3 separate regions of the Homo sapiens genome follow, and all the other regions are linked to region 3. A link is an interaction called in ENCODE POLR2A ChIA-PET data of the cell type or tissue named here. Cell type or tissue: GM12878. All regions are shown on one strand. Links, peaks and the distances in the headings refer to the core of each region. The heading gives the core; the rest is flanking DNA.

Evidence for each region. ChIA-PET counts read pairs that join two places held together with the same protein. Peaks named below come from ENCODE experiments on the same cell type or tissue, not always from the same donor. Only the 100,000 strongest peaks of a DNase experiment are listed, where the experiment ranks them.
Region 1: POLR2A ChIA-PET joins it to region 3 with 12 read pairs; 19 of 35 experiments call an interaction of 5 or more read pairs at or near these places.
Region 2: POLR2A ChIA-PET joins it to region 3 with 13 read pairs; 10 of 35 experiments call an interaction of 5 or more read pairs at or near these places.

Annotation. Positions count from the first base shown.
Region 1 is chr19:7,284,933-7,291,742 of GRCh38, forward strand. All of the region lies in intron 1 of INSR (insulin receptor), which reads right to left. Among named protein-coding and RNA genes, the nearest start is that of INSR, 6.1 kb to the right of the region's middle. RefSeq lists an enhancer at 3,520-4,021. In GM12878, for the core only: no CTCF peak of the experiment used is centred there; no DNase peak of the experiment used is centred there; H3K4me3 peaks cover 1,247 bases.
Region 2 is chr19:7,334,742-7,341,551 of GRCh38, forward strand. No RefSeq gene overlaps it. Among named protein-coding and RNA genes, the nearest start is that of ARHGEF18, 11 kb to the right of the region's middle. RefSeq lists enhancers at 2,920-3,029, 6,431-6,540, 6,601-6,670. In GM12878, for the core only: a CTCF peak has its summit at 2,857; a DNase peak (open chromatin) is centred at 3,110; H3K4me3 peaks cover 258 bases; H3K27ac peaks cover 3,661 bases.
Region 3 is chr19:7,180,286-7,187,095 of GRCh38, forward strand. It overlaps INSR (insulin receptor), which reads right to left. Exons shown (of 22, transcript NM_000208.4): 3 at 4,031-4,352. Among named protein-coding and RNA genes, the nearest start is that of INSR, 110 kb to the right of the region's middle. In GM12878, for the core only: no CTCF peak of the experiment used is centred there; DNase peaks (open chromatin) are centred at 2,956 and 3,036; H3K4me3 peaks cover 451 bases; H3K27ac peaks cover 3,405 bases.

The DNA of each region.
Region 1 (6,810 bases), core at 1,036-6,035, 110 kb after region 3:
TATGAGTGTCCTAAAATGACCAGAAAGGCACTGAGCATGCTGGTTTGAGGGTTACAAATACATTTGAGTGAGTAGGTGAATTCAAAAATACAGGGTCTGGGGCCAGGTGCAGTGGCTCATGCCTGTAATCCCAGTACTTTAGGAAGTCAAGATGGGAGGATCACTTGAGGCCAGGAGTTCGAGACCAGCCTGGGCAACATAGCGAGCCCTTATCCCTGCTGAAAAGTTAAAAATTAGGCCGGGCACAGTGGCTCGCGCCTGTAATCCCAGCACTTTGGGAGGCTGAAGTGGGCGGATCACTTGAAGCCAGGAGTTTGAGACCAGCCTGACCAACATGGTAAAACCCCATCTCTACTAAAAATAAAAAAAACTAGCCGGGCATGGTGGCGTGCCTGTAACCCCAGCTACTAGAAAGGCTGAGGCAGGAGAGTTGCTTGAGCCCAGGAAGCAGAGGTTGCAGTGAACCCAGATCACACCACTGCAGTCTGGCCTGGGCAACAGAGTTAGTGAGACTCCGTCTCAAAAATAAATAAATAAATAAATAACAATAAAAACTAGCTGAGCATGGTGGTGTGTGCCTGTAGTCCCAGCTACTCAGGAGGCTGAGGCAGGAGGATCGTTGATGCTCAAGAGTTGGAGGCTGCAGGGAATTAGGACCACACCACTGCACTCCAGCCTGGGTATCAGAGCAAGAACCTGCCTCTCAAAATAAAAATTTAAATTTTAAATTTTAAAAAGAAAATATGGGATCTGGGAATGATGAGGATCAACCAGACTCAAATTTAAAATTTCAACTTTAGGAATATTAATCCAATTATAAGATAAAATCTTTTAAAGTCTAGAGAAAACTATAGGGATGGAGAACAGATCTGTGGTTAGGGGTGGAGGTGGTTTAGTGATAAAGGGGTGAATTGAGGGAGTTTGGACAACAACGAGACTGTTCTCTATCCTAATTGTGGCAATAGCCATACAACTCTACACATGGCTTAAAAATCATAAAATGGTACACCTTTAAAAAGCCAATTTTACTGTATGATAATGTTTAAAATATTTTGTTGTTGTTGTTGTTACACAGTCTCACTATGTCACCCAGGCTGGATGCAGTGGTGCAATCACAGCTCACTGGCGCCTCGACTTCCCAGGCTCAGGTGATCCTCCCACCTCAGCCTCCCTAGTAGCTGGGACCACAGGTGCTCACCACTGTATCTGGATAATTTTTTTGTAGGGTTTTGTAGAGACGGGGTCTTGCTATGTTACCCAGGCTGGTCTTGAACTCCTGGGCTCAAGAGATCCACCTGCTTCGGCCTCCCAAAGTGCTGGGATTACAGGAGTGGCCCCATGACACCTAGCCTAAAAAATTACTAAACATCAAAAAGATACATAAACCAATGGCACAGTTACCTCCCTGGACATGAATGGAATGCTTTTGGGGACAGGGGGACAAGATTTTTTTTTATTATTTCTTTTCTTTTTGAGACAGGGTCGGGCTCTATCACCCAGGTTGGAGTGCAGTGGCATGAATATGGCTTACTGTAGCCTCAACCTTCTGGGCTCAAGCGATCCTCCCACCTCAGCCTCCTGAGTAGCTGGGACTACCGGTACACACCACCATGCTCAGCTAATTTTTAAACTTTTTCTAGAGATAATGTCTCATTATGTTGCCCAGGCTGGTCTCAAACTGCTGGCTTCAAGTGTTCCTCCCACCTCAGCTTCCTAAAAAGTCCAGGGATTACAGGTGTGAGCCACTGCACCCCACCACAAGATTTTGCAGAAGGACTTCTGTGTTTTTTTTTTCCTTTCTACACTTTTGTAATTTTTCTTTTTGCAATGAGAATGCATTACCCGTCACTATTTAATTAAAAACTGTAAATACCATGCAGCTGCAAAATATCAACCAGGCCACCCCAAGAAGTATTCTTTTTTTGTTTGAGACAGAGAGAGGATCTCACTGTTGCCCAGGCTGGAGTGCAGTGGTACAATCACAGCTCACTGCAGCCTTGCCCTTCCAGCCTCAAGAGGTCCTCCCATCTCAGCCTCCCAAGTAGCTGGGACTACAGACACATGCCACCATGCCCAGCTAATTTTTGTTTTATTGTTAGTGGAGACAGGGTCTTGCTGTGTTGTCCAGGCTGATCTGAAACTCCTGGACACATGTAATCCTCCCACCTCAGCCTCCCAGAGTGCTGGGATTGCAGGCATGAGCCACTGCACCTGGCCAAAAATATTCTTTTTTTTTTTTTTTTTTGAGATGGAGTTTCGCTCTGTCACCCAGGCTAGAGTGCAGTGGCGCAATCTCGGCTCACTGCAACCTCCACCTCCCAGGTTCAAGCGATTCTCCTGCCTCAGCCTCCCAACTAGCTGGGATTACAGGCATGCGCCACCACGCCTGGCTAATTTTGTATTTTTTCAGTAAAGATGGGGTTTCACCATGTTGGTCAGGCTGGTCTCGAACTCCTGACCTCAAGTGATCCACCCACCTCGGCCTCCCAAAGTGCTTGGGATTACAGGCGTGAGCCACCACACCTGGCCCAGAAGTATTCTTAACAGAAATTAACACAAGAGAGGCCTGAGAGAAAAAAAAAAAATCTCATTATATACACCAGTTATATTTTGGGTTCTAGATACAGGGTTGAGAGCATGAAATCCTCATTCAATGCCAATATAGCTGTTTAAATAAATACACATGGCTAAGTAGGCAACATCACGGTGATTTTTCTCATCCTTGGAATCCGTATATTCAGTGCAGCAAATGACACACGTTTCTTTAACATCTCTTGCGGTGTAAAGAGAAAGACATAGCGTTTCATTTCACTCACTTCATTCGAGTTGTACCAGGGACTGCACAAGCTATTAGGCATGCTATCATGAATGAAACCTCAAGGCGTCTGTTCCAGATCAGAGGTCAGCAAACGCTGTTCTGTAAAGGGCCAAAGTGTAAATATTTTGGCCATGGAATTCCTGTTTTAACTACTCAACCTGCCGTGTCGGGGCATTTTTGCGCAGTCATAGATGATGAGTAGACAAATGAGTGTGGTTGCATGCCAATAAAACTGCATTTACAAAAACCGTGGGATTTGGCCTGAGGGCCATAGTTTGCTGACCCCTGTTCAGATGAAGAAGTCGGAATCTATGTAAATTTCTTAGCTGGGCGCAATGGTTCCTCATGCCTATAATCCCAGCACTTGGGAGGCCCAGGAGGGAAGACTGCTTGAACTAGGAGTTCAAGACCAGCCTAGGCAACATAGCAAGACCCTGTTTCTACAAAAAAAAAAAAAAAGTTTTAATTAGCCAGGCATGGTGGTGACTGTCTGTGAGCCCAGGTACCCAGGAGGCGGAGGCAAGCAGGTTGCTTGAGGCCAGGAATTCAAGACCAGCATGGGCAACATAGCTAGACTCTGTCTCTACAAATAAATTTTAAAAATTAGCTAGTCATGGTGGTGCCTGCCTGTGATCCTAGTTTCTCAGAAGGCCAAGGCAGGAGGCTCACTTGAGGCCAGGAAATCAAGACCAGCCTGGGCAACATAGTGAGACTCTGTCTCTACAAACAAATTTTTCAATTAGCTGGGCATGGTGGCACCTGCCTGTGATTCCAGCTACTTGGGGAACCTAGGTGGGAGGACTGCTCCAGGCCATGACTTGGAGGCTGCAGTAAGCTAGGACTAAACCTCTGCACTCCAGCCTGGGTGACAGAGCAAAATCCTGTCTCTAAAAAGAAATAAAAATTGGAAAAAAAAAAAAAAAAAAAAAGGGCCGGACACGGTGGCTCATGCCCGTAATCCCAGCACTCTGGGAGGCTGAGGTAGGTGGATCTCTTGAGGTCAGGAGTTTGGGACCAGCCTGGCCAATGGGGTGAAACTCTGTCTCTACTAAAAGTACAAAAACTAGCCAGGCGGGGTGGCACATGCCTGTAATTCCAGCTACTGGAGAGGCTGAGGCAGGACCATTGCTTGAACCCAGGAGACGGAGGTTGTAGTGAGCCAAGATCATGCCATTGCACACCAGCCCGGGTGAAGAAGTGAAAAAAAAAAAAAAAAAAAAGTGAGCTGAGAGAAGATTAAAGGAAACACTGACCCTCTGGGAAGAGAGAGCCAACATCTTAGCCCAGGTAGAAGGAGAAGAGAACAGTAAAACAGAAGAACTTAGGCACAGGTGAGACGGGAGACACAGCCTTCCAGGAGGGGGGACTGGCAATGTCAAACCCAGAGGGGTCAAGTGAGGTGAGGCTGCAGGAGACGCAACTGGGAGATGAGAGATTAACTTCGAGAGCCATCGGTAAAGCAGCGGAGATGCAAGCCAGATGCTGGGGGCAGAACAGTGAGAAAAGAGTGAGATGGAAAGGGCAGGGAGGACTGGCCTGGGGAAGCTGGACAGGGTGGAGGCTGGAGGTCAGTGGTAGGTAATGGGGATTGGGGGGTACTGGGTGTTTAGAGGCTGAAAAAGCACGTGGGTAAATGAAGATTCTTTTTTCTTTTCTTTTTTTTTTTTTTTTTTGAGACAGAGTCTCTCTCTGTTGCCCAGGCTAGAATGCAATGGTGTGATCTCGGCTCACTGCAAGCTCTGCCTCCCAGGTTCAAGCGATTCTCCTGCCTCAGCCTCCCAAGTAGCTAGGATTACAAGGACCCGCCACCACACCTGGCTAATTTTTGCATTTTTAGTAGAGATGGGGTTTCACCATGTTGGCCAGGGTGGTCTCAAACTCCTGACCTCAGGGGATCCGCCCACCTCAGCCTCCCAAGGTGTTGGGATTACAGGCGTGAGCCACTGCACCCGGCCGAGGATTATTGAACAAAGAGAGGAGAAAGAGCAAGAGCCCAGATGGGTAAATGTCTCAGACAGGGAAAAGGTTAACTCCTGCAGAGACGTGCCTGGCAATGTCTGGAGACATTAGTGGTTGTCATGCCTGGGGGGAAGGGGATCCTCCCAGGACCACATGGGTGGAGACCATGGTTCCAGCTCAACACTCTACATACAGGACAGCCCCCACCACCAGGAATGATCCAGCCCCAAATGTCAGCAGTGCCAAGATTGAGAGTTCTGCTTAAACCAAAGAGGAATGGAAGTCAAGGGTAGAGTGGGGTGAGGTGGGGAGCCCTGGGGACTCAGCCCACACCCTGTGGTCTCTATGCATGAATGGGGAAGGGCAAGAAGCAGGTCTCCAGGAGAGAAGCAAAGAATAAGAATAACTGCAGAGGCCAGACACCGTGGCTCATGCCTGTGATCCCAGCACTTCGGGAGGCCAAGGCAGGCAGATCGCTTGAGGCCAGGAGTTTGAGACCAGCCTGGACAAAATAGCAAGACTTCAGCTCTACACATTAAAGTAAAAATTAGCCAGGCAGGGTGGCGTGTGCCTGTGGTCCCAGCTACTACGGAGGCTAAAATAGGAGGATGGCTTGCGTCCAGGAGGTCGAGGCTGCAGTGAGCCATCATTGCCCAACTGCACTCCAGCCTAAGCAACAGAGCAAGACCTCATCTCAAAAAATAATAGATAGCTAGAGAGATAGATACAAAAATCACACTGATTTTCCTCCACCCTTCATCCCAATCAAAATGCCATATTGGGCCCGGAGTGATGGCTCACACCTATAATCCCAGGTCTTTGGAAGGCCGAGGCAGGCAGATCACTTGAGGTCAGAAGTTTGAGACCAGCCTAACCAATATGGCGAAATCCCATCTCTACTAAAAATACAAAAATTAGCCAAGGGTGGTGATACACGACTGTAATCCCAGCTACTCAGGAGGCTGAGGCAGGAGATGCACTTGAACCTGAAAGGCGGAGGTCGCAAAGATCGTGTCACTGCACTCCAGCCCGGGTGACAGAGTGACACCCTGTCTCAAAAAAAAAAAAGAAAAAAAAAAAGGCCAGGTACGGTGGCTCACTCCTGTAATCCCAACACTTTGGGAGGCCGAGGCGGGTGGATCACAAGATCAGGAGGTCGAGACCATCCTGGCTAACACAGCAAAGCCCTGTCTCTACTAAAAATACAAAAAATAAGCCGGTGTTGTGGAACACGCCTGTAATCCCAGCTACTGGGGAGGCTGAGGCAGGAGAATCCCTTGAACCTGGGAGGTGGAGGTTGCAGTGAGCTGAGATCGTGCCACTGCACTCCAGCCTGGGTGACAGAGCAAGACTCCGTCTCAAAAAAAAAAAAGCCATATTGGTTGACATTAGAGATTAATGATCTGAAAAGTTCTTTGCCCCTCCCCAAGCCTTCAAGAGGCATCACAGCCCATTTATTTGACAGGATTTTGTTCACCATCACCCCAATCGTGGGGGGTACGGAGGCTCGGACTCAAAAGAACAAAGATTTGTTAAGAAACCATTGCTCTGCAGCCACACTAGCTAGATTGCAATCCCAGCCCTGCTGCCTGCTGGCCTCAAGCGAAGTTTTCTCACTTGTGAAAAGGGAAGATTAAACCGCACCTCGTGGGGTTTTGCCGTGAGGATTAACTGAGATTATATATGCAAAGCGCATAGAACAGCACCTGCTGAGAGCTTGCTCTTCTAATTCTTAGGAAGGTATTATGCAGAGAATAAGGAACTCCTTAAGATGATAAAGGAGCCCAGTACACCCAGGAACTCCACCACTTGTGCCCCACTGCAGAACAAATATTTACTGAACACCTACTATGTGCCAGGCATCGTTCTGGGCTCTAGAAATGCAACGGTGAACAACAACAAACCATAAACCCCTGCCCATATGGAAGCCATAAATGTGCAAAGAAATGGTAAATCCATTTACTGACCCTGAAAGCCCAGGCACAGATCCACAATTAATTACCAAAGCTACAAGGAACAGAAGAACAGGGAAC
Region 2 (6,810 bases), core at 810-5,809, 150 kb after region 3:
TTGTCTGATTTTGTTAGGAAGTGGAATCTACCTCTCAGCCCTTGAATCTGGGTTGGTTTTGTGATTTTATGAATTGGTTTGACTGGTAGAACCTGTGTTGTATGAATGACAGCCTGGGAGATAGGAAAGGAGTGTTGGGGAGGGAGAGAGGCAGAGAGAGGGAGATAGATAGATAGAATTATAGATAGATGGATGCATAGATGATGATGATGATAGATAGATAGATAGATAGATAGATAGATAGATAGATAGATAGATAGATAGATAGATAGACAGACAGACAGACAGAGCCAGGCACAGTGGCTCAGGCCTGTAATCCTTTGGGAGGCAAAGGTGGGAGAATCCCTTGAGTCCAGGAGTTTGAGACCAGTCTGGGCAACATAGTGAGAACCTGTCCCTACAAAAAAATAAAAAATTAGCTGTGTGTGGTGGTATGCATCTGTGGTCTCAGCTACTTGAGAGGCTGAGGTGGGAGGATAACTTAAGCTTGAAAGGTTGAGGCTACACTAGGCTATGATGGCACCACTGCACTCAGCCTGGGCAAGACAGCGCAAGACCCTGTCTCAAAAAAAAAAATAGATACATACTACGTAGATAGATATATAGATAGTTAGAGTCGTAGGTAGATGGATGGATGGATGGATGGATGGATGGATGATGTATTCGTCCATTCTCATATTGCTATAAAGAAATACCTGAGACTGGGTAATTTATAAAGAAAAGAGGTTTAACTGGCTCACGGTTCTGCAGGCTGTACAGGAAGCAGGGTGCTGGCTTCTGGGGCGACCTCAGGGAACTTACAATCATGGCAGAAGGTGAAGAAGGAGCAGGCACGTCTTACATGGCAGGAACAGGAGCAAGAGAGAGTGAGGGGAGGGGAGAGGTGTCACACACTTTTAAATGACAGAGTCTCACGAGAACTTATTGTCACACTGTCACAAGAATAGCACAAAGGGGATGGTGTTAAAGCCAGAGATCCTCAACCTTTTTGGCACCAGGGACCAGTTTCATGGAAGACAGTTGGAAGGTGGCGGTTCCAGGATGATTCAAGAACATTACATTTACTGTGCACTATGATGCACTGTTGTTATATTATTACCACATTGTAATACATAATGAAATTATTATACAACTAGGCCGGACCCAAGGCGGCTCATGCCTGTAATCCCAGCACTGTGGGAGGCTGAGGCGGGCAGATCTCTTGAGGCCAGGAGTGTGAGACTAGCCTGGCCAACATGGTGAAACCCTGTTTCTACTAAAAAAAAAAAAAAAAAAAAAAAAAAAAAATTAGCCGGGCACAGTGGTGCAAGCCTACAGTCCTAGCTACCCAGGAGTTTGAGGCGGGAGAATCACTTGAACCCTGGAGGCGGAGGTGGCCGTGAGCTGAGATGGTGCCACTGCGCTCCAGCCTGGGTGACAGAGTGAGACGCTGTCTCAAAAATAAACGTATAAATAAAATAAAGACGACTCAGAAAACAAAATGGGGGAGGTATGGAGGGGAGCAGAGAGATAGAGAGAGGTGAAGTCCCTTGAGGGAGTACTGTTTGAGCAGACTAAAGGATAAAGAGCCAGATGTGCCTCCAGGGTGACATCCACACACCTGTCCAGATGACAAACACAGGTTCTCAGCCCCCACCGTCCACCTAGGATTCCTGAGCCCTCTCCTGCTGACACCTGGCAGGGTGCTGAGCCCATGAGCTCATGGGAAGAGAGGAGCCCATAGCCATGACCCCTTGCCCACCCGCTGGACACCCTGCCCTTCCTCTGGGGTTCCCAGATGCCCTGGCACAGTGCTACCTGGAGGAAAAGGAAGAGCGTCAGCCGGGGGCAGCCTCTGCCTTGCGGGCCAGCTGCTGGGATGGGAGACCTCCTTCCCAGCCCTCCCCCTTCCAGGGCAACCAGAGGAGCAGCTGGAAAGTTCCAGGCTCAGGAAATGCAAATAGATGAATGGAGGGAAGTGGACAGGGACACTACACCCATAGACTTGAGGCTGTCAGTCAAAAGTGCTGACCCTGGAGCCTGTCCCAGACCCTGTCCGCTGGGGAGTCAGGCTGAGAGCTGGGTGGCATTCTCGCTCCCCATCCACCCATATCTACACAAAGTCCAGCTCATTTTGCCTCTCGAATTCCCCCCCGAGTCACCCACTTTTCTCCCTCCTATGGCTGGGCCACTGTCCTGTCTTCCTGAATGACAGCATTGCCACCTTGCCAGCTTCCAGGATTATACCCTCTAACCATTCCTTCCATGCCCAGTTAAAGGGAGCTTTCTGAAACAAAGAGCAGACTTTGCCTCCCCTCCGCATAAAACTTCCCATGTCTCCCCATTGCCTTAGGGATAAAAGCTAAAGCTATGCCATTGGACCCAGACACAATGGCCTCTGTCTCTAGCTTCCCCCATTATAGCCACTTTCCCCTTTGGTTCTCCTTGCTGTGGATGAGTGCAATCACCTGTGGCCCTGTGCTTGTCCCAGGTCCTTCACATCCTTCAGGTATGTGCTGGGCACTGCTTCCTGAGGAAGCCTCCCTGGACTTCCAAGTCTGGGGCTCAGGGGCTGCTCACCTGGGCTCCAACTATCACACCTGCCATATTGCTTTGTGCTTACTGAATAATGCAGTGTGGGAAGGGAACTGCTGTGGCATGGCCCTGTGTGCCCTGATGAGTCTTCTGCAGGTGCAAGTGGTGAGCAGAGGTTGTCCACTGCACCATCTGTGTGAGTTCAGGTCACTGGCAGAGACAGGCAGGGTTAGCAATACGGGTGCCCGGCCCCTCGGCCAACGTGCCTAACACAGGTTCCCAGAGGCTGTGTCTCTCAACATGCCGTTAACAAAGCAGATGTTCTAAGGGGTTCTGCATGCTGCAGCCTCTGGGGGACAGTGTGTCACAGAGCCTTGCCTCACTGAGCCTCAGCTTCCTCATCTACAGAACGGGGCCAATAAAGCCAACAGGGCCTTCCTCCTTGGATGGTTGTGAAGATTGCATGAGATTAAATAAACTACATAGAAAGTGCTCAGAGAGGGGTGACCCCTCTTTTATGATTCATAACCAGTGCCAGAAGCCACGCCAGGACACATCTTGCCATTGGAAGTATGTAAAGTAATGGCACTGTGCTTCTGTGGACATCTCATTACGAGAATGTTCAGTTCTTGGGTTATATTAAGATGCGGTTTTCCTGTTGAAGCCTCTAAAGTCCCTTGTGGTTTCTCTGGGGTCCAACAGCCTGGATGCGAAAAAGAAAGAGCCCAGCCTGCTGCCCCACCCCGTGTTACTATGAGAATTGGGGAACCAGCCCCTGGGGACACAGATGCTATCACAAAGAGTCCCTGAATTGGCTTGCCACATTTAACGGATAAATATATAAGATACTCAGGTTCCTATATTTGATCTGGCAACCCTATTTCCAGAAGTGTGCTAGGTACTCTCACTTGTCTGAATAAGTAACATCTACTGCATATATATAGATCTATTTTTCTTTTTCTTTTCTTTTCTTTTTTTGAGACAGGATCTCACTCTATTGTCCAGGCTGGAGTGCAGTGGGGCAATCATAGCTCACTGCAGTGTCCACCTCCCAGGCTTAAAGGATCCTCCCATCTCAGTCTCCTGAGTAGCTAGGTCAACAGGTGGGCACCACCATGCCTGGCTAATTTCTAAATTTTTTGTAGAGACAGGATCTTGCTATGCTGCCCAGGCTGATCTTGAACTCCCGGGCTGAATTGATTCTCCTGCCTCAGCCTCCCAAAGTGCTGGGATTACAAGCATGAGCCACTGTGCCCAGCCTAATTATCTAATCTAAGCTTTTTGCCTACACACACACACACACACACACACACACACACACACACACACACGGAGAGAGAGAGACAGAGACAGAGAGGGAGAGAACTGAAAGAGGACCAAAAGAAGAATAAAGAAGAACAGTCCAGCTGGGTGCAGTGGCTCATGCCTGTAATCCCAGCACTTTGAGAGGCCGAGGCTGGAGGATCACTTGAGGTCAGGAGTTTGAGACCAGCCTGGCCAACACGGCGAAACCCCGTCTCTACTAAAAACACAAAAATTAGCTGGGCATGGTGGCATGCGCCTGTAATTCCAGCTACTCAGGAAGCTGAGGCAGGAGAATCACTTGAACCAGGGAGGCAGAGGTTGCAGTGAGCCGAGATCGTGCTATTGCACTTCAGCCTGGGTGACAGACGAAGACTCTATCACAAAAAAAGAAAAGACAAAAGAAACAGTTAAAATGTTTCTTACAACGCTAAATATACATTTGTCATAGCACCCAGAAATTCTATTCCTATGTATTTTACCAAGATAAATGAAAGCATATTCACATTGAAGTCTTGACATAAATGTTTGTAGTGATATTATTCATAATTGCCAAGAAAATATACAATTTGGCCGGGTGCAGTGGCTCACGCCTGTAATCCCAGCACTTTGGGAGGCCAAGGTGGGAGGACCACGAGGTCAAGAGATTGAGACCATCCTGGCCAACATGGTGAAAACCTGTCTTTAAAAATACAAAAATTAACTGGGCGTGGTGGCACGCACTTGTAGTCCCAGCTACTCGGGAGGCTGAGGCAGGAGAATCGCTTGAATCTGGGAGGCAGAGGTTGCAGTGAGCCGAGATTGTGCCACTGCTGGGAGACAGAGACTCCCTCTCAAAGAAAAATAAAAAAGAAAGAAAGAAAAAGAAATGCCACTTGAGGTGGCCACCTGTTGTCCAGCTACTCAGGAGGCTAAGGTGGGAAGATCGCTTAAGCCCCTGAGAGGTTGAGGTTACCGTGGGCTGAAATTGTGCCATTGCACTCCAGCCTGGGTGACAGAGGGAGACCCTGTCCCCCGACCCCCCCAAAAAAAAGAAGAAAGAAAAGAAAAGAAAAAAGAAAATATTAGAAATCATGTAGACAAATTAAGACTGTAGAATTTCATAAATACATGTTCTAATTTCCAATATAATTTCAACTACAGTAAGATGATAATCAGATACATTCCTTTTGGTGGTTGCTATTGCCGCACTCTTAGATATGAAGTGAACAGCTCCCTGAAATTCGCACTCTCTGGGCTTCTGGGAACTATATTTTCATCATTCTTTGGCTCCCGTCTGTGCTTTTCTGAGACATGCCTGTTCACACCCTTTCTTTCTCTTTTTTTCTTTTCTTGCTTTTTCTTCTTCTTTTTTTTTTTTTGAGACAGAGTCTCCCTCTGTTGCCCAGGCTGGAGTGCAATGGCGCGATCTCAGCTCACTGACGCAACCTCTGCCTCCCAGGTTCAAGCGATTCTCCTGCCTCAGCCTCCCAAGTAGCTGGGTCTGTAGGTGCCCACCACCTGCCCAGCTAATTTTCACCATGTTGGCCAGTCTGGTCTCGAACTCCTGACCTCAACTGATCCACCTGCCTCAGCCTCCCAAAGTGCTGGGATTACAGGCATGAGCCACCAAGCCCGGCCCCAAATTCTTAATTTTCTATTTCTGTTGTGTTTTTTTCTTATCAATGTGTGAAATCTCTTTGCATATAAAGGTACCAACCCTTCTCAGGCAACCAATTCATCTTTCTTTATTGCTTTTGTATATACTTCCCTGATAATTTATAAAATTATTCTGTTAGTTATATTTATTTTTATTATAAGATTTTTAACAGATGTTTATATAGTTTTTTGTTTGTTTCGTTTTGTTTTGTTCTGTTTTGTTTTTGAGACAGGGTCTTGTTCTGTCACCCAGGCTGGAGTGTGGTGGTGAGATCTCAGCTCACTGAAACCTCTGCCACCAGGGTTCAAGTGATTCTCCTGCCTCAGCCTTCCGAGTAGCTGCAATTATAGGTGCCCACCACCACACCCAGTTAATTTTTGTATTTTTAGTAGAGACAAGGTTTCTGCATGTTGGCCAGGCTGGTCTCTAACTCCTGGCCTCAAGTGATCCACCTGCCTCAGCCTCCCCAAGTGCTGGGATTACAGGCATCAGCCACTGCACCCGGCCACGTTTATATAGATTTTTATGTATTAAGTATTTCTGTGGTTTCATTCATAGCTTCTGGGTTTTCTGTCTTAGTTAAAACACACACACAACAATTTCAAAAAAAGCATGTTTTCAACCCTCAATTGTAAAAATAGCCTTGTAAATTCCTTCTATGATCTGTATTGGTTTATTGTTCACATTTCATCTTTAACCCAACTGAAATTATGTTGTTTTCTGCAGCACAGGAATATTTCACTCTGCCACGTCTCTGTCAAAAGTGGGAGAAAAGGCCAGGTGTGGTGACTCACATTTGTAATCCCGGCACTTTGGGAGGCCGAGGAGGAAGGATCACTTGAGGCCAGGAGTTTGAGACCAGCCTGGCCAACACAGTGAGACTACTCCAAGAAAAAAATAAGCGTGGTAGAAGGAAGGGCAAACCCGTGTCTCACACCCCATGGCCCTCACTAACTCAGGCTGCTGCCTGGCCCCTGTAAGCCTTCCGGCTTTCCACAAGGGTCGGTTTTTTTTCCTGTTTTGCTTTCTGTGGTCTTTCTGGCCAGAGGAGAAGCCATGGGGAAGTGCTGCCCCCACGTGGCCATCTCCATGATAGCAGCTAAGGCTGGAAGAAAAAGGCTTTTTGTTGTTGTTGTTTGAGATGGAGTCACTAGGCTGGATTGCAGTGGTACGATCTTGGCTCACTGCTATCTCTGGCTCCCAGGTTCAAGCGATTCTCCTGCCTCAGTCTCCCGAGTAGCTGAGACTACAGGCGTGTGCTACCATGCCCGGCTAATTTTTGGATTTTTAATAGAGACGGGGTTTCACCATATTGGCCAGGCTGGCCTTGAACTCCTGACCTCACGATCCGCCTG
Region 3 (6,810 bases), core at 531-5,530:
TTGGGAAGCCAAGGTGGGAGGATCACTTAAACCCAGGAGTTCAAGACGAGCCTGGGGAATATAGCAAGACCCCCAACACTACAGAATTTTTTTTTAGCCAGGTGTGGTGGTGTGTGCCTATATAGTCCCAGCTACTCAGGAGGCTGTGGCAGGAGGATCTCTTGAGCCCAGGGGGTTGAGACCACAGTGAGCCATGTGGGTGCCACTGCACTCTAGCCTGGGTGACAGACCAAGACCTTGTCTCAAAAAAAAAAAAAAAAGACAAAAATATCAGCTAGTGACAAATCGAAGAGTTAAAACTAAATGATGTGACAGAGAGTGCACGGATGATTGACTCAGACGGGAAGGATTTGCCAAGGAGGTGACTTTTAAGCTGCCATCTAGATGACGAGGGGAAAAAGTGGATCATTCTCAAATGCAGGGACAAGCATTATAGGAAGAGGGAACAGCTAATTGAAAGGCACAGAGGAAAGCGGATGTAGCAAGTTGCAGGAAAAGCTCCTGCGGTAACGACCACCACGGCCAGGGGGCACCGGAATGAAATGAGAATGAGAACTGGCCGAGCCCTCCCGATGAGGAGTTTGGATTCTGTCCATTGGTCTTGGGAAGCCACCGGAGGGTTTTAGGGAAGGACATGGCATATGATCAGATGACCACTTTTATTTTTTCTTTTGAGACAGAGTCTCACTCTGTCACCGAGACTGCAGTGCAGTGGCACACTCTCGGCTCACTGCGACCTCCACCTCCCGGGTTCAAGCAATTCTGCTGTCTCAGCCTCCCGAGTAGCTGGGATTACAGGCGCCCACTGTAATCCCACGCCTGGCTAATTTTTGTATTTTTAGTAGAGATGGGGTTTCACCATGTTGGTCAGGCTGGTCTCGAACTCCTGACCTCAGGTGATCCACCCACCTCGGCCTCCCAAAGTGCTGGGGTTATAGGCGTGAGCCACCGCGCCTGGCCCAGGTGGCCACTTTTTACCAGTGTCACTAGAATGGAAGCAGGAGCAAAGAGATTGTTCAAGGGGACTGGGTCAGACCAGACATGATGGTGAAATAGATGGAGGTGTAGACAAATTTGAGACCTCAGCTTAATAGGAAGAAGTGAGAGAGGCCAAGAAGAATCAAGGATTTTAGGTAATTCTCCCCTTCCCAGTGGATACCCCATACGCATTGAAAATTTATTCATCACAAATATCTGGTCCTTCTCATCTCAGGAAGCAGCACTGTGCTATTACATCCCAGCAGGTACTTTGGAACGACAGTAGATGGTGAGACCTTTTTTTTTTTTTTTTTGGAGATGCAGTTTCACTCTTGTCACACTTGCCTGGGGGCTAACGTGCAATGGCGTGATCTCAGCTCACTGCAACCTCTGCCTCCTGGGTTCAAGCAATTCTCATGCCTCAGCCTCCCGAGTAGCTGGGATAACAGGTATGCATCACCATGCCCAGCTAATTTTTTTTTTGTTTTTGTATTTTTAGTAAAGACGGGGTTTCACCGTGGTGGCCAGGCTGACCTTGAACTCCTGCCCTCAGATGATCCGTCCACTTCGGCCTCCCAAAGTGCTGGGATTACAGGCATAAGCCACTGTGCCTGGCCAAGGCCTTTTAACATGGGTTCCCAGAACTCTGCTCTGAAAACATCAAGAACTCCTTCCCAGATAAGCCACCAGAATGGAAGAAAACATCTGGCCCTATTTGATATCAAACCACATTAGAAAATGCCACAGTACGATTAAGTCTTTCATAAGATAAAAAGAAAAGCTTCAGGCCAGGTGCGGTGGCTCATGCCTGTAATCCCAGCACTTTGGGAGGCCGAGGTGGGTGGATCACTTGAGGTCAGGAGTTCAAGACCAGCCTGGCCAACATGATGAAACCCGGTCTCTACTAAAAATACAAGAAAAATTTAGCTGGGTATGGTGACAGATGTCTGTAATCCCAGCTACTTAGAGGCTAAGGCAGGAGAATCACTTGAACCCGGGAGGCTGAGTTGCAGTGAGCCAAGATCGCACCATTGCACTTCAGTCTGGGCAACAAGAATGAAACTCCATCTCAAAAAAACAAAAGCACAAACAAAAAAAAATTGGCCAGGCTTGCTGCCTCACACCTGTAATCCCAGCTACTTGGGAGGCTGAGGCAGGAGAATGGCTTGAACCTGGAAGGCAGAGGTTGCAGTGAGCTGAGATCATGCCACTGCACTCCAGCCTGGGTGACAGAGTGAGGCTCTGTCTCAAAATAAATAAATTAATTAATTAAAAGCTTCAGAAATAAAAATATTAATTTTTTTAAACCTACGCAATAAAATACGGTGACAATGCACCCCCCTCTCCTTTGTTTTCTTCCGTTCAGGAAAGGTCCCAGATACCAAGGATGTGCGGTCAATTTCTCAGGGTTTCTGTTTTAGCATCTCCCGCATCATCAGTGAGAAAATCAAAGGAGGTTGCTATATTTCTCAGGCCATTGTTAAGGTGAGGGAAAAATGCCTTTTATTTAAGGCCAATGTCTTTTAAACAAACATCTTGCCAGAAGATATTAACCCATTTTTTTTATTTCAATTGTGATTTTAAAAAGAAAGAAATGAATCAAAAGGAATATGGTCATTTCCTCAATCTTGGGAATACACTGGCCAAAAAAAAAAAAAAAAACCTAAAACAAAAGTCTGTCTGGTATGAAAAGGTGATTTATAGACCCTTTTGGTCAATAAAGCCAAAAGGTTTTTTTGGTAGGTTTTTATCAACAACGAGCAAAACAAAACATATTGTACTTGCAGGTTTCACAAACACTCAAAGAAAGAGTCATAAGAACTGAAATTACAGCTTGTTTTCCTTCCCGCCCTCTCCACCCAGGGAAATACAATTTCCCACCCCAACACTCTCGCTTGGCTAATTCTCAAGTCTGAAGAGGAAGATACTTTACGTAAGCAGGTCAGCTCAAGGCCTCTTGATGTGTGTCTGTTTCTGATTTGTTTTTGTGTTGTTTTGTGGTGTGTGTGTGTGTGTGTGTGTGTGTGTGTGTGTGTTTTAAAACAAAACATAAAACCTCAATACAAAAACCAGGAAACAGATTTTTGCAACTCAGTTACGGCCCCAAAATAGCTCATGGAAGAAGCTCACAGTACGAACAGAAAGTCTGCGATGTGCGTAGGAAATCTGACTCTGTCGAAGAGAGAAAACCCTGCTATTTCTCACCCAAACGGCAGGAAATGGTTTGATTATACTGTCCTTCAGAGAACAGCAAAGCCCTGAGAATAATGCAGAAGCGAGTCTCTTCCTCCTGGAGACAGTATGTTCTGGGCTAATCTTGGCACACCACCAGGCTACAGGTCAGGGAAGACACGAAAGACCTTGGTATATCCTTTATGTGACAATGATGAAGCTACATCAGTGAGGACAGGCCACGTGGAGGATTTTAGGGAAAACCAAGGACTCTGTCCTTATTATATTTTCTTGTTCTGAAGCCAACCACAGAAAGCTTAGAACTGAGGTCCACAATGCCAGACTGGGTGCGGTGGCTCACACCTGCAATCACAGCACTTTGAGAGGCCAAGGCAGGTGGACCACCTGAGGTTGGGAGTTCGAGACCAGCCTGACCAACATGGCGAAACCCTGTCTCTATTAAAAATACAAAAATTAGCCGGGCATGGTGGCAGGCACCTGCAGTCCCAGCTGCTTGGGAGGCTGAGGCAGGAAAATCGCTTGAACCCAGGAGGCAGAGGTTGCAGTGAGCCAGGTTCGTGCCACTGCACTCCAGCTTGGGAGTCTTGCGGCAAGACTCCATCTCAAAAAAAAAAAAAAAGAATGGTGGGCACAATGCCAGAAGTATATACTATCTGGTCCTTTAGAGAAAAAGGTAGTCAACTCCCACTCCCAAGCCCAGGACCAAAACAGGGTGCAAAAGTAGCATCTGAGAGCAGAGACCTCACTCATAGCCAATTAACCCTGGGTTTGCACACAGTTTTAACAAGCGGCATCGTCACAACCAACCCCACGTTCCTTCTCCTCTCGGCTGCCCCCCAGACCCACATCCAGAACTCACTTGCTGGAATTCATCGTGTACCCGGAGGGACACTCAGGGATGCACTTGTTGTTGTGAATGACGTACTGGTGGCAGCCCTGCCTCCGCGAGTTCTTGCATTTGTGGTGCAGGTCCTGGCAGAAGCTGAAGTTCACACAGCGCCAGTCCTGGAAGTGGTAGTACGGGGGCGGGCAGGTCTCCACACACCTGCCGTCCAGGTAGAAGTTGCGGCAGGCCACGCACTTGGTGGGGTCGTCGGGCTGAGAACAGTTGCCCAGGCACTCGCTGTGGCAACAGAGGCCTTCGGCGGTGCAGCCGTGTGACTTACAGATGGTCGGGCAAACTGGAGAGAGAGAGAGAGAGAGAGGGAAATAAATAAATAAATAAATAAATAAATAAATAAATAAATAAATGGCTTTGTCCAATTCCTGTCTGCATATGCAGCAATTCTGGATCAGACAGTGAAAGCCAACCAAACACTAACAGTAAAAGCGGCACGTCTACATCATTACCCACATGTCAGACACATCTATTAACTGGTTTAAGCCTCCAAACCATTGGTGAGCTTGTAAATGTTTAACAGCTGCCTGAGGGAGGGGCCCAGGGAGGCCCAGATTTATATAGCATTTGCCGATTTCCATGGTGTAAATATTCCTACCAGTGGTGGATTTCAGGCCACCAACATGAAGTTACTAAACATAAGCTGACAAAAGATACACAGTAGCATTCCTCTAAGTAGTATTTATAAGTATACACAAAATGTATCTACTATTGACACAAAAGTAGTAAATAACCTCAACAGCACAAATAATAGGAAAACATCGTATGATATTAGGAGGTGGTGAGTTTTGAGTATTTGTTACTTTTAAAAAGCTTTGTTAATTTAAAAACTTTTGTTTTTAATGTAATTTGTTTAACTGTAGGTTTATGTAATTTTTATGAATATCTATGTTTAACAAATGGCTCACAAATTGCCTGAAAATTTCACCACTGGCTCCAGCAAGCCAACTCCAGCATGCTGCTGCACCCCACATGTGAAGTAGATACACTGTTAGCTCCTTTATTTTTTTGTTTTACAAATGGGGAAACTGAGGTACAGGGAGGTTAAGTAACTTGCCCCCAAACCACTGATTGCTTCAACAGACATTTGCTTGCACTAATCTAGATACTGTGGCCACTGTGGGGAAAAAAGTGGCTGCAGATCCTGCCTTTGGGAGCACAAGGTCTAATGGAGGAGACATGTTAGTTACTTAAACATGCAAATGTGGCTCGGTGTGGTGGCTCACGCCTGTAATCCTAGCAATTTGGGAGGTCGAGGCGGGTGGATCACCTGAGGTCAGGAGTTTGAGACCAGCCTGGTCAACATGGTGAAACCCTGTCTCTACTAAAAATACAAAAATTAGCTAGGTGTGCTGGTGCATGCCTGTAATCCCAGCTGCTCAGGAGGCTGAGGCACGAGAATCACTTGAATCTGGGAGGTGGAGGCTGCAGTGAGCCATGATCGTGCCACTATACTCCAGCCTGGGCAACAAGTGCAAAATTCTGTCAAAAAAAAAAAAAAAAAAGAGAGAGAGAGACAAAGAGAGAGAGAAAAGGAAGGAAGGAAGGAAAAAAAAAAGGCTGGTTGTGGTGGCTCATGCCTGTAATCCTAGCACTTTGGGAGGCCAAGGTGGGCGGATCACCTGAGGTCAGGAGTTTCAGACCAGCCTGGCCAACATGGTGAAACCCCATCTCTACTGATGATACAAACAATTAGCCGGGTGTGGTGGTGGGCGTCTGTAATCCCAGCTACTCAGGAGGCTGAGGCAGGAGAATCGCTTGAACCTGGGAGGGGAGGTTGCAGGGAGCCGAGATCATGCCACTGCACTCCAGCCTTGGTGACAGAGGGAGACTCTGTCTCAAAACAAAAAATGAAACAAAACAAAAAATAAGAAAGAAAGTTGGGGAGTGTTCTTCACCCCAAATCCCCAGACTGTGATTCTCAGCACAGTGGATCCCACCGGCCAAACTCAGGGAACAGAAGTGGCCCCAGAAGCTACATCCATATATGAACAGCACCATCTGGTCGAAATTTCTGCGATGACGGAAATGTTCTCTATCTGGGCCATCCAACATAGTAGCCACTTCTCCCCTGTGGCTTCTGAATGTGCTTAGTGCAACTAGGAAATCCAATTTTTTTTTTAATTGTGGTAAAATACACATAGCATAAAATTCACCATTGTAATCATGTTTAAATGTATAGTTCAGTGGTATTAAATACTTTTATGTGGCTATGCAACCATCACCACCACCCATCTCCAGAACTTTCTCACCTTAACCAAACTGAAACTCTGCCCCCATGAAACAGTCACACTCATCCTCCTCCCCAACTCCTGGCACCTGCCATTTTACTTTCTTTTTCTTTTCTTTTTTTTTATTTTTATTTTTTGAGATGGAGTCTTGCTTTGTTGCCCAGGCTGGGGTGCAGTGGCGCGATCTCAGCTCACTGTAACCTCTGCCTCCCGGGTTCAAGTGATTCTCCTGCCTCAGCCTCCAGAGTAGCTGGGATTACAGACGCCCACCACCACACCCAGCTAATTTTTGTATTTTTAGTAGAGATGGGGTTTCACCATGTTGGCCGGGCTGGTCTTGAACTCCTAACCTCGTGATCCTCCTGCCTCAGCCTCCCAAAGTGCAGGGATTACAGGTGTGAGCCACTGCGCCCGACATCCCATTTTACTTTCTGTCTCTGTGACTCTGATGACTCTAGGAACCTCATATAAGTGGAATAATATAGGATTTATTCTTTTTTAAAAAATTTA